Regions from separate parts of the Homo sapiens genome. Here region 2 is linked to region 1. A link is a loop called in an ENCODE intact Hi-C map of the cell type or tissue named here. Cell type or tissue: IMR-90. All regions are shown on one strand.

What was found. Peaks named below come from ENCODE experiments on the same cell type or tissue, not always from the same donor. Only the 100,000 strongest peaks of a DNase experiment are listed, where the experiment ranks them.
Region 2: it touches region 1 in a loop (2.8-fold over the local background); 8 of 110 quality-filtered maps call a loop at or near these places.

The regions. Positions count from the first base shown.
Region 1 is chr5:41,705,231-41,710,230 of GRCh38, forward strand. No RefSeq gene overlaps it. Among named protein-coding and RNA genes, the nearest start is that of OXCT1-AS1, 160 kb to the right of the region's middle. In IMR-90, a CTCF peak has its summit at 3,060; a DNase peak (open chromatin) is centred at 2,951; H3K27ac peaks cover 374 bases.
Region 2 is chr5:42,055,118-42,060,117 of GRCh38, forward strand. No RefSeq gene overlaps it. Among named protein-coding and RNA genes, the nearest start is that of LINC02996, 120 kb to the right of the region's middle. In IMR-90, a CTCF peak has its summit at 2,329 (motif pointing left); no DNase peak of the experiment used is centred here.

The DNA.
Region 1 (5,000 bases):
AGCTTTCTGCATATGGCTTGCCAGTTTTCCCCACTTATTAAATAGGGAATCCTTTCCCCATTGCTTGTTTCTGTGAAAAAATGTCATCAGTAGTTTCATAGGAATACCATTGAATCTGTAAACTGCTTTGGAGAGAATGGCCATTTTAAGAATTTTGATTCTTCCTATTCATAAGCAGGGAAAATTTCCCATTTGTTTGTGTCCTCTGATTTCTTTGACCATTCTTGTTGTACATATCCTTTACTTCTTGTTGTAATTCTTGTTGTAGATATCCTTTACTTCCCGGTTAGCTATATTCCTTGGTATATATGTTGTAATTCTTGTTAATTTCCTTGTTGTAATTCTTGTAATATTCCTTGGTATATATGTTGTAATTCTTGTTATAGATATCCTTTACATCCTGGTTAGCTATATTCCTTGGTATTTTATTCCTTATGTGGCTATTGCAAATGGGATTGCATTCTTGATTTGGTTCTTGGCTTGGGTGGTATTGGTGTGTAGAAACACTACTGACTTTTGCCCATTGATATTGTATGTTGAAACTTTGCTGAAGTTGTTTGTAGGATTCAGGAGCCTTTGGGCAGTGACCATGGGGTTTTCTGGGTATAAAATCATATCATAAGTGAAGAGACATAGTTTAACTTTCTCTCCTCCTATTTGGATGCCATTTATTTCTTTCCCTTGCCAAATTGCTCTGGCTAGTACTTCCACTACTGTGTTGAATAGGAATGGTGAGAGTGGGCATCCTTTTCTTGTTCAGGCTCTCAAGAATAATCTTGTTTATTCTTTCAAAGAACCTACTTTTGGTTTCCTTGATCTTTTTTATGACGTTCTTCATCTCCATTTTGTTCAGTACAGCTCTGATTTTGGTTATTTCCTTTCTTCAGTTAGCTTTGGGGTTAGTTTGCTCTTGTTTTTTAAGTTTATCTAGGCATGATGTTAGGTTGTCAATTTGAGAACTTTCTAACTTTTTCTTGTGGGTGTTTAGTGCTATAACCTTTCCTCTTGATTTCTGCCTTAATTTCATTGTTCACCCAAAAGTCGTTCAGGAACAAGATTGTTTAATTTCCATGTAATCATATGGTTTTGAGGGATCTTCTTGGTATTAGTTAGAATGATTTCCATTTCTTAAAACTTGAGAATTGTTTTATGACCCAGTATGTGGTCCATTTTAGAGTATGTACCATGTGCAGATGAGAAGAATATATATACTGCTGTTATTGGGTGGAGTGTTCTGTGGCTGTCTGTTAAGTCCATTTGGTTAAATGTGGAGTTCAGGTCCTGAATATCTTTGTTAGTTTTCTGCCTCAATGATCTGTCTAATACTGTCAGTGGGATGTTGAAGCCTCCAACTGTTGTTATGTGGTTATTTAAATCTTTTCATAAGTCACTAAGAACTCGTTTTATGAATCTGAGTGTTCCAGATGCATATATATGTTTTTATATATTTAGGATAATTAGGTCTTCTTGTTGATTGAACCCTTTATCATTATGTAATGCCCTTGTCATTTTTTATTGTTTTTGGTTTAAAGTCTGTTTTGTCTGAAATAAGATTAGCAACCTTTGCTCACTTTTGTTTTCTGTTGGTTTGATAGATCTTTCTCCATCACTTAGAGTCTATGGATGTAATTGCATATGAGATGGATCTCTTGAAGACAGCATACAGTTGGGTCTGGTTTCTTTATCCAACTTGCCACTCTTTCAAGTGGGAGCATTTAGCCCAGTTACATTCAAGGTTAATATCAATGTGTGAATTTGATCCTGTCATGGTGGTATTGGCTGGTTCTTATGCAGACTTAATTGTAAAGTTGCTTTATGGCATCAATAGTCTATGTACTTAAGTGTGTTTTTGTAGTGGCTGGTAATGGTTTTCCATTTCCATTGTTAGCACTCCCTTTGGAACCTCTTGTTAGGCAAGTCTGCTGGTAATGAATTCTTTTAGCATTTGCTTGTCTGAAAAAGATTTTATTTCTCCTTCACATATGATGCTTAGTTTGGCTAGATATAAAATTCTTGGTTGGAGAATTTTTATTATCCTTTTTTTTTTCTCTAAGGATGCTGAATATAGGCTCCCAATCTCTTCTGGCTTGTAGGGTTAATGCTGAACGGTCCCCTATTAGCCTGATGGAGTTTCATTTGTAGGTGACCCACTCCTTCTTGCTAGCTACCTTTAATATTTTTTCTTTCATGCTGACCTTGGAGAATCTGATGACTCTCTGTCTTCACCATGGTCCTTTTGTATAATATTTCACAGGGGTTCTCTGAATTTCCTGTATTTGAATGTTGACCTCTCTGGTGAGGTTGGGGGAATTGTCATGGACAATATCCTCAAATATGTTTTCTATGTTTCTTGCTCTCTCTCCTGCTTTCTCAGGGACCCTAATGAGTCATAGGCTTGGTCTCTTTACATAATCTCATATTTCTTTGAAGTTTTCTTCATTTTTAAAAATTCTTTTTTCATTATTGTTGTCTGACTGAGTTCATTCAAAAAGCCGGTTCGAGCTCTGAGATTCTTTCCTCATCTTGTCCTATTCTGCAGTTAATACTTCTGATGGTGTTATGAAATTATTGTAGTAAGTTATTTAGCTCAAGATCAATTTGGTTCTTTCTTAAAATAATCATTTCATGTTACATCCCTTGAATTGTTTTGCTGAATTCCTAAGATTCCTTGTATCAGATTTCTACTTTTTCATAGACTCTATTTGACTTTCATTGGTAAACAGATTCTGATTTATATGTCTGTTACTTCATTCATTTCATTCTGTTTAAGAACCATTGCTGGGGAGCTAGTGCAGCTGTTTGGAGGTAATAAGACACTCTGGCTTTTAGAGCTGCTAGAGTTCTTGCACTTTTTTTTCTCATCTGTGTGGGCTGATATTCCTTTAACTGTTGTGTAATTTGAGTATTGTTAGTCGGCTTCCTTTCTGAATGTTTTTAGAAGGCCAAGACTTTGTGCAGTGTCTTTATTTGTGGCTGAATTCTTGCCCTTGATTTTATAGAGGGTTATATTATTATAGCAAAGTATTTTTGGTGTTGTAGTTTGGGCTGCAATACTGCAGATGGCACTCAAGTGTAATGTTCAGTATAGGCTCTTATCCTGCTGGTGAAGAACAATGGGGTTAGGGCTTACAGGGAAGATTGACTGGCTTCTTCTCCATAGACTGTCTGTGGCATGATGGAGGTGCCGGTAAAGCACCCAGGCTCTTAGTTTCTTTCCCAATCTCGTGCAGTCAGTGCCCTGTATCAGTTCCCAGAGGCAACTGACAGCCTCTCTGCCACTGTTGCTGCAGCCGTACCTGTCCCAGCAAGGTATGGGTACTGCTTCAGTGGCAGTGGCAGAGGGGCTATCAGTTTAGCTGGGAGTGGGACAGCTACTCTGTGGGCCCAAGCTGAGGGCTCTGACTGGTAAAGAGCATGGGGAGTGGAGGCTCATGTGGAAGACAGTCTAGCCTCCTCCCTGTAGGACAGCTGTGGTATGCTGGAGGTGTGAGTAAAGCACTCAGGCTCTTTGTTCCTTCCCCAGACTAATGGCAGCAAGGGAGGGTACTGCTACAAAGCTTTGGCAGAGAGCCTGTGGATTGTCTCCGGGAAGTCCAGCCCAGAGAAATGCAGAGCCACACCTGGCTGAAGTGATCCACTTGTTAATTACTGGTGTATAAGAAAGTGATTGACTTTTGTATTCTGTGATCTTGCTGTAATCGTTTATTAGTCCCAGGAAGAGTATGTATGTGTGTGTGTGTGCGTGTGTGTGTGTGTGTGTGTGTGTGTGTGAATTCTTTGATTGTCTATTGTCTACCTAGACAATTATGCAAACAAAGACAGTTTTATTTCTTCCTTCCCAATCTGGATAATTTTATTTCTTTTTCTTATCTTATTGCATTAGTTAGGAATTCCAGTACAATGTTTAAAAGCAGCAGTGAGAGGAGACATGTTTGCTTTATTCCTGATATTAGTGGGAAGACTTCACATTTCTCACCATTAAGTATGATGTTAGCTGTAGGGTTTTTTTTATAGGTAATCTTTATCAGGTTGAGTAAGTTTCCCTCCATTTCTAGTTTACTGGAGTTTTATTTTTTATTATGAATGGATATTGCATTTTATCCAGTGTTTTTATCTGAATCTATTGATGTGATCATGTGGTTTTTCTTTGTTAGCATGTTGATGTGATGGATTACATCACATCAATTAATTGACTTTTGAAAGTTGAACAAGCCTTGCATACCTGGAATAAATCCCACTTGGTCATGGTGTATAATTTCTATTATACATTGTTGGATTTTATTTGCTAATGTTTTGTTGATATTTTTTGCATTTATGTTCATGAAAGATATTGCATAGTTTCTCTTTCTTGGAATGTCTTTATTTGGTTTTGATGTTATGGTAGTCCTAGCCTTACAGAATGAGTTAGAAAGTATTCCCTCTGCTTTTATATTTTGAAAAAGACTGTAAAAAAATTGGTATAATTTCTTCCTTATATGTTTAGTAGAATTCACCAGAGAATCCATCTGAGCTTGCTTCTTTCTCTTTTGGAAAGTTATTACTTATTTATTAGTGTCTTTAATAAACATAGGACAATTCAGATTATTTCTTCTTGTGTGAGCTTTGGCAAGTTGTGTCTTTAAAGGAATTGGTCCATCTAGGTTATCAAATGTGTGAACATAGAGGTGTTCATAGCATTCCTTTATTATTCTTTTAATGTTCATGGTATCTGTAGTGGTATTCCTTCTTAGTTAGCCTTGCTAGAGGCTTATCAATTATAGTTAATCTTTTCAAAAAACCAGCCTCTGATTTTGTTAATTTCTTCTACTGATTTTCTGTTTTCAAGTATTAATCTATGTTCTAATTCTTATCATTTCTTTTGCTTCATTTGAATTTAATTTGCCCTTCTTTTTCTTGTTTTCTAAAGTGGAAGCTTAGATTATTGATTTTAGATCTTTCTTCTTTTGTAATATATGAATTAAATGCTATAACTATCTCTTAAGCACTACTTTCACTGAAAT
Region 2 (5,000 bases), 350 kb after region 1:
TTTCTTATCATTGACCACGAAACCAAGCAAGAGCAGTCTGGTATTCTGTAATTTGAAACAAAATGTTCTGAGGCTAAAATTGAATGATACGAATTTTCTCATTGTTTCATAAATAATATAATAACAGAGTTAAAACTTAAAAGTAGCAAATGAGTAAATACAGAAAAACTTGAAAATGATTCAACATATTAATTTGATAATTCATTTTTCTTTTCAAAGGGTGTGTGTACTAATGATTATGACTATCTATTACATATATAATATAATTTTAGTGTTTGTTTTTGTTTCTTTTGCTAAGAAAGTAGTTCCTGGTTTGTGTTAAGGAATTAAATATAAAAATTTCAAAGTGCTGTACAAAGATTATAATATTTTGAAGAGTCTCATGATGTCGCTGCCATTTGAACACATTTGAGAACCATTAAGATGGATCATTGTTTGTAAACTACTAAATAATCTGAAGAAACCAGCTAGTTTTATTTGGCACATAAAAATGACTGGGCTATTTTTTATATGCGCAATACATTTAATTTCTAAAGTAACGCACATTTCTTTATTAAAATTATTATATAATATATGCTACTTCTTCTCCAGAAGGACTTAATCTCCAAATATGGTTCTTATTTTCTTAAGTAATTACAAAGACCACGCAGGATGAAAGGTTGGATTTTCAAGGACCTCAATAAACAGTGGTATATGGAATAAAGATTTCATAATAAGGAAGAATTATTAAGAATATTTCCCACTTATTAATAAAATAACAGAACTTTATGTCCCCTTAACATGTGCATTTTAGTCCTGCATATGAATCAATAATTTTGTTTAAAACTTTATGTCTATTGACAAGGGTTCCTGACAAGCTGGCTTTTTCTATTAGCCTATTCCAGGAAGCATCTCTTTTCAACTACATTAGAGTATCTTTAAAGTTGATTAAATGTATTGGCTGGATATAGCTTTCTATTGAAGATGAGAGTGATTTGAAATCACTTAAGAAAAAGATTGCTTATAGAATTTATGGAAACATCCCAAGTACACCAATTTTTACTTTCTTATATTAATTCTTGTTGAAGAGTTTTCTTCTTTGAGCTACCAATTCAGTGTTTTTTTTTTTCCTTAACAATATGTTAGACAAGAGATGGATTCACATGGATCTCTTATTTCTTCTCAGTCCAAGTTCTACACATGAGAAAATTTTGAAACCCCCTTTTTTTTTTTGAGACGGAGTCTTGCTGTCACCCAGGCTGGAGTGCAGTGGCGCTAATTCAGCTCACTGCAACCTCCTCCTCCCAGATTCAAGTTATTCTCCTGCGTCAGCCTCTCAAGTAGCTGTAAATGCCTTTATTTTAAGGAAGAACATGTTTAAAGGTCCAATCTTAAAGGGGTTGATCAATTTTTATGTATGTATATACCCATGTAACTACCACTAAGATCAAGAGACAGGACTTTCTTAGCTCCTCACGAGGTGTTCTTCCCAGTCAGCCCTGCGCCCGAGCTGCCCACCTCTCTGTGTTCTATGACCATCCATGAGGTTTACATCTTGCTGAACTTCATAAATGTTATCATGCAGAATGTCATCCTTGTGTCTGTCTTCTTTCACTTTACATATTGGCTGTATGCAGAGGCTATTTCATCTATTTAAGGCAAATACAGGCTATTTAACACGAGAAATTAAAAAGAAGGTTTTTGTTTTTTTATTTCGTCTCTGATAAAAAAAAAGATCTCCTATTTCTCACCCCCCTTGCCTCTAGCAACAACCATTCTACTCCCTGCTTCTATGAGTTTGACTATTTTAGATACTTAATATAAGAGGAATCATGCAGTATTTGTCTCTATGACTGGCTTACTTTACACAGCGTAATGTCCTCAAAGTTCATTCATGCTGCTGTGTATTATAGAATTTCCTTGTTTTTAAAGGCTGAAGATTATTTCACTGCGTTTATATACCACATTTTCTTTATTCATTCATCTGTTGATGGACATGTAGGTTGTTTTCACATCTTGATTATTGCGAATAATGGTGCTGCAATGAACAAAGGACAGGCATAAAATTTTAGTTATGCAAGATGAATAAGCTCAAGACGTTTACTGTGAAACATTGTACCTATAGTCAACAATAATGTACACTTAAATATTTGCTAAGAGAGTATATCTCATGTTAAGTGTTCTTACTAAGAAATTAATCAATGTGATAATCCCCTTGACAAGATTCTGGTGATTCCTTTAAGGCCTACCTCCCAGAGGAGTTTACCTGCAGTGTGGGAGTTTGTGCCAAATTCAACCCCTTCTGGGCACAGGGTAGCATGTCCATGTCTGCCACCTTGTGGTTAGATGGGGCCACTGACAGCGGAAATTAACCTGTCATTTTTGAGCTGGAGCATTTAGTTGATGGTGGGTGACCATCCAGAGATCTCTTGCTCTCTGCCAGGGTGACAAGCATGTTCTAGAAAGGCGCTGCTGCATTAGCCTGAGGGCGGAATAAATGGATGGTACATAGCAAACCTACCAGTTGACAGACGTTCATGTGAAAAGAAAGAAACCATTGTCGTTTTAAGCTGCTAGGATTTGGTGGTCCTTTGTTATCAAAGCATAACAGTGTATGCTGATAGATTCCGAGGGTGAGATGTAAAATTTGAGTAGGAATCACAGGAAGTGATGAACTCATTATTTTTAACTGTGGTGGTGTAGATGTCAGGAAAAGCTTCACAGAGTTTCTGGTTTTTAAGCTAAATCTTGAGGTTGTGAGCAGTTTTGTACATTTTTTTTTAAGGAAAACAAGCATTAAGTTTGACATGTGCTTTAATATTAGCAATATAACACATTTAAGTTTCCAAAAATTTTCTTATATTGAGTAAGATAATAGACTATTTTTCAAAGAAAACATCCATGAGAACTCCTAGCTTTGACTTAAATTATTTTTATTGTAATAATGCTAAAATATATATTAATTTTTTATATCTATTATGGTTATAGCTCACATATTGCTTTAAATTTGAAGCAAATTTAACATGTCATACTTTAATAAAAAGTTTTCAAAAATTTCTAACAAACTTGGGGGGTTCTAATGAGAGTTCCTTAAGATATAATAAATAATAATTTTTTTTTTGAGACAGAGTCTCACACGGTGGCCCAGGCTGTAGTGCAGTGGCACGATCTCTGCTCACTGCAACTTCCGCCTCCTGGGTTCAAGCAATTCTCCTGCCTCAGCCTCCCGAGCAGCTGAGATTAGTAGCCACCATGCCCGGCTAATTTTTTGTATTTTTATTAGAGACGGAGTTTCACCATGTTGGCCAGGCTGGTCTCGAACTCCTGACCTCGTGATCTGCCTGCCTCAGCCTCCCAAAGTGCTGGGATTATAGGCGTGAGCCACCATGCCCAGCCATAAATAATAATATTCTATATTCTGGTTAAATTTAAAGTTATTTTTACTAAAAGTCTTTAACAAAGTACTTTGGTAAATTGATACCAATGGAAACTCCAAAATTAACAACATTCAAATTAATTTGGCATGACAAATGATGTTTTAATTAATTGCTAAAATTTAGTTTAATGTTATAAAAATATGCTTGGATAGTTTCTATTTTACTTGTGGTTAACTTGAATCCTTAAATTTGATTATTATGGACCATCATCTGAGTCACTAACACCGTTGATATTTTTTTCTTTTAAACACTACACAATTTTAAAATGACTCTAGCATCATTTCAATGAGCCAGTCAATTCAATGCTGTACTCCATATTATAATGTCAAAATAATTTAACAATCTATAACAAAATATTCTTCATATTCTCATTACTACACTTGCTGCTACTGAATGCTTCAAGTTCGTACCTGCAGAGCTAGAATCAGTGTGGTATATCTGTTCTCAATGAATATATGGATTGATTACCATAATGTCAGTCTTTCTGAGTAGAGCTTGCTTATGCTACTGTGTGCCCTCTCATCACTCAATTCCCCTTTGCTCAGTTCTACTCATGTCTCCTTGAAGTACTCTGAAAACATTGTTTTCACATTTGTCAAATATTTATTAACACATGAAGGTTGCCTCTGTTTTTTACCCATTAACTCAAGATAATTAAAATAAAAACAACACATGATCCTGATACATTTTATTGTTTTAAAATGGAAAATTAAAGCCTAAATTTATCCAATAATAAGCAAAAATTTTATTTTATGAAAATACCTTCCAAATAACTTAATACTGCGAAAGCATAGTGTAGCCTTTATACCTAGGAACATATTTCAATATGAGTGCAAAGTCAAATTTGGAATGTTTATTACCATTTTCACAATTAGGACAATGTCTACTATTGAAAAACTTCTAAGGTCTGAAATTCCAATCATATGAATTACGTATTTAGTCACACTGGTAGCTTTGTTTTTTTGTCCTTCATTGCTAAGCAACCAAAAAACGTGGTTAGATAACCTGAAGAGTATAGTATAAACCTGTTTGGGTTTGTTTTGTTGAAATCATGCCTAGAAAATTGCATTTGTGAACAAAATAATTATATTTGCAACTTAATTAGTACTTCACATATGTCAGGAACTTTATGTGTATTATTTTATTTAACCCTCACAACAGTTCAGACAACCTCACTTTAATATATTAAAGTCAGATTATAGATCAACTACTTAAAGTCAGATTATAGATCGACTACTTATAAGATAATTTATATTTAGAAGTATTTAACAAGCCTTTGAAAAATTGGTTGAGCAATCGAGGGGTTGCTATATTGTGCTACCATGCTTTCTTTCTAAACTCAGGCACTCATTTTGATATGAGAGCAGGCCAGGGAAGTGCTAGGTACAGAAGGGCCGAATCCCTGGAGAGGGCTCCACCCTTGGGCCTGTGCCCACAGACCTAAGTGAGAACAGACACTTCTCTTTTCACACCCGAATGTTGCGTTTTCCAAGACCACTCTGGCCTGCGACACCCCCCATCCAGTGCCCATGTAAACCTGAGACTTTATCAGGCACACACACAAGCAGTTGAACATCGAGACCA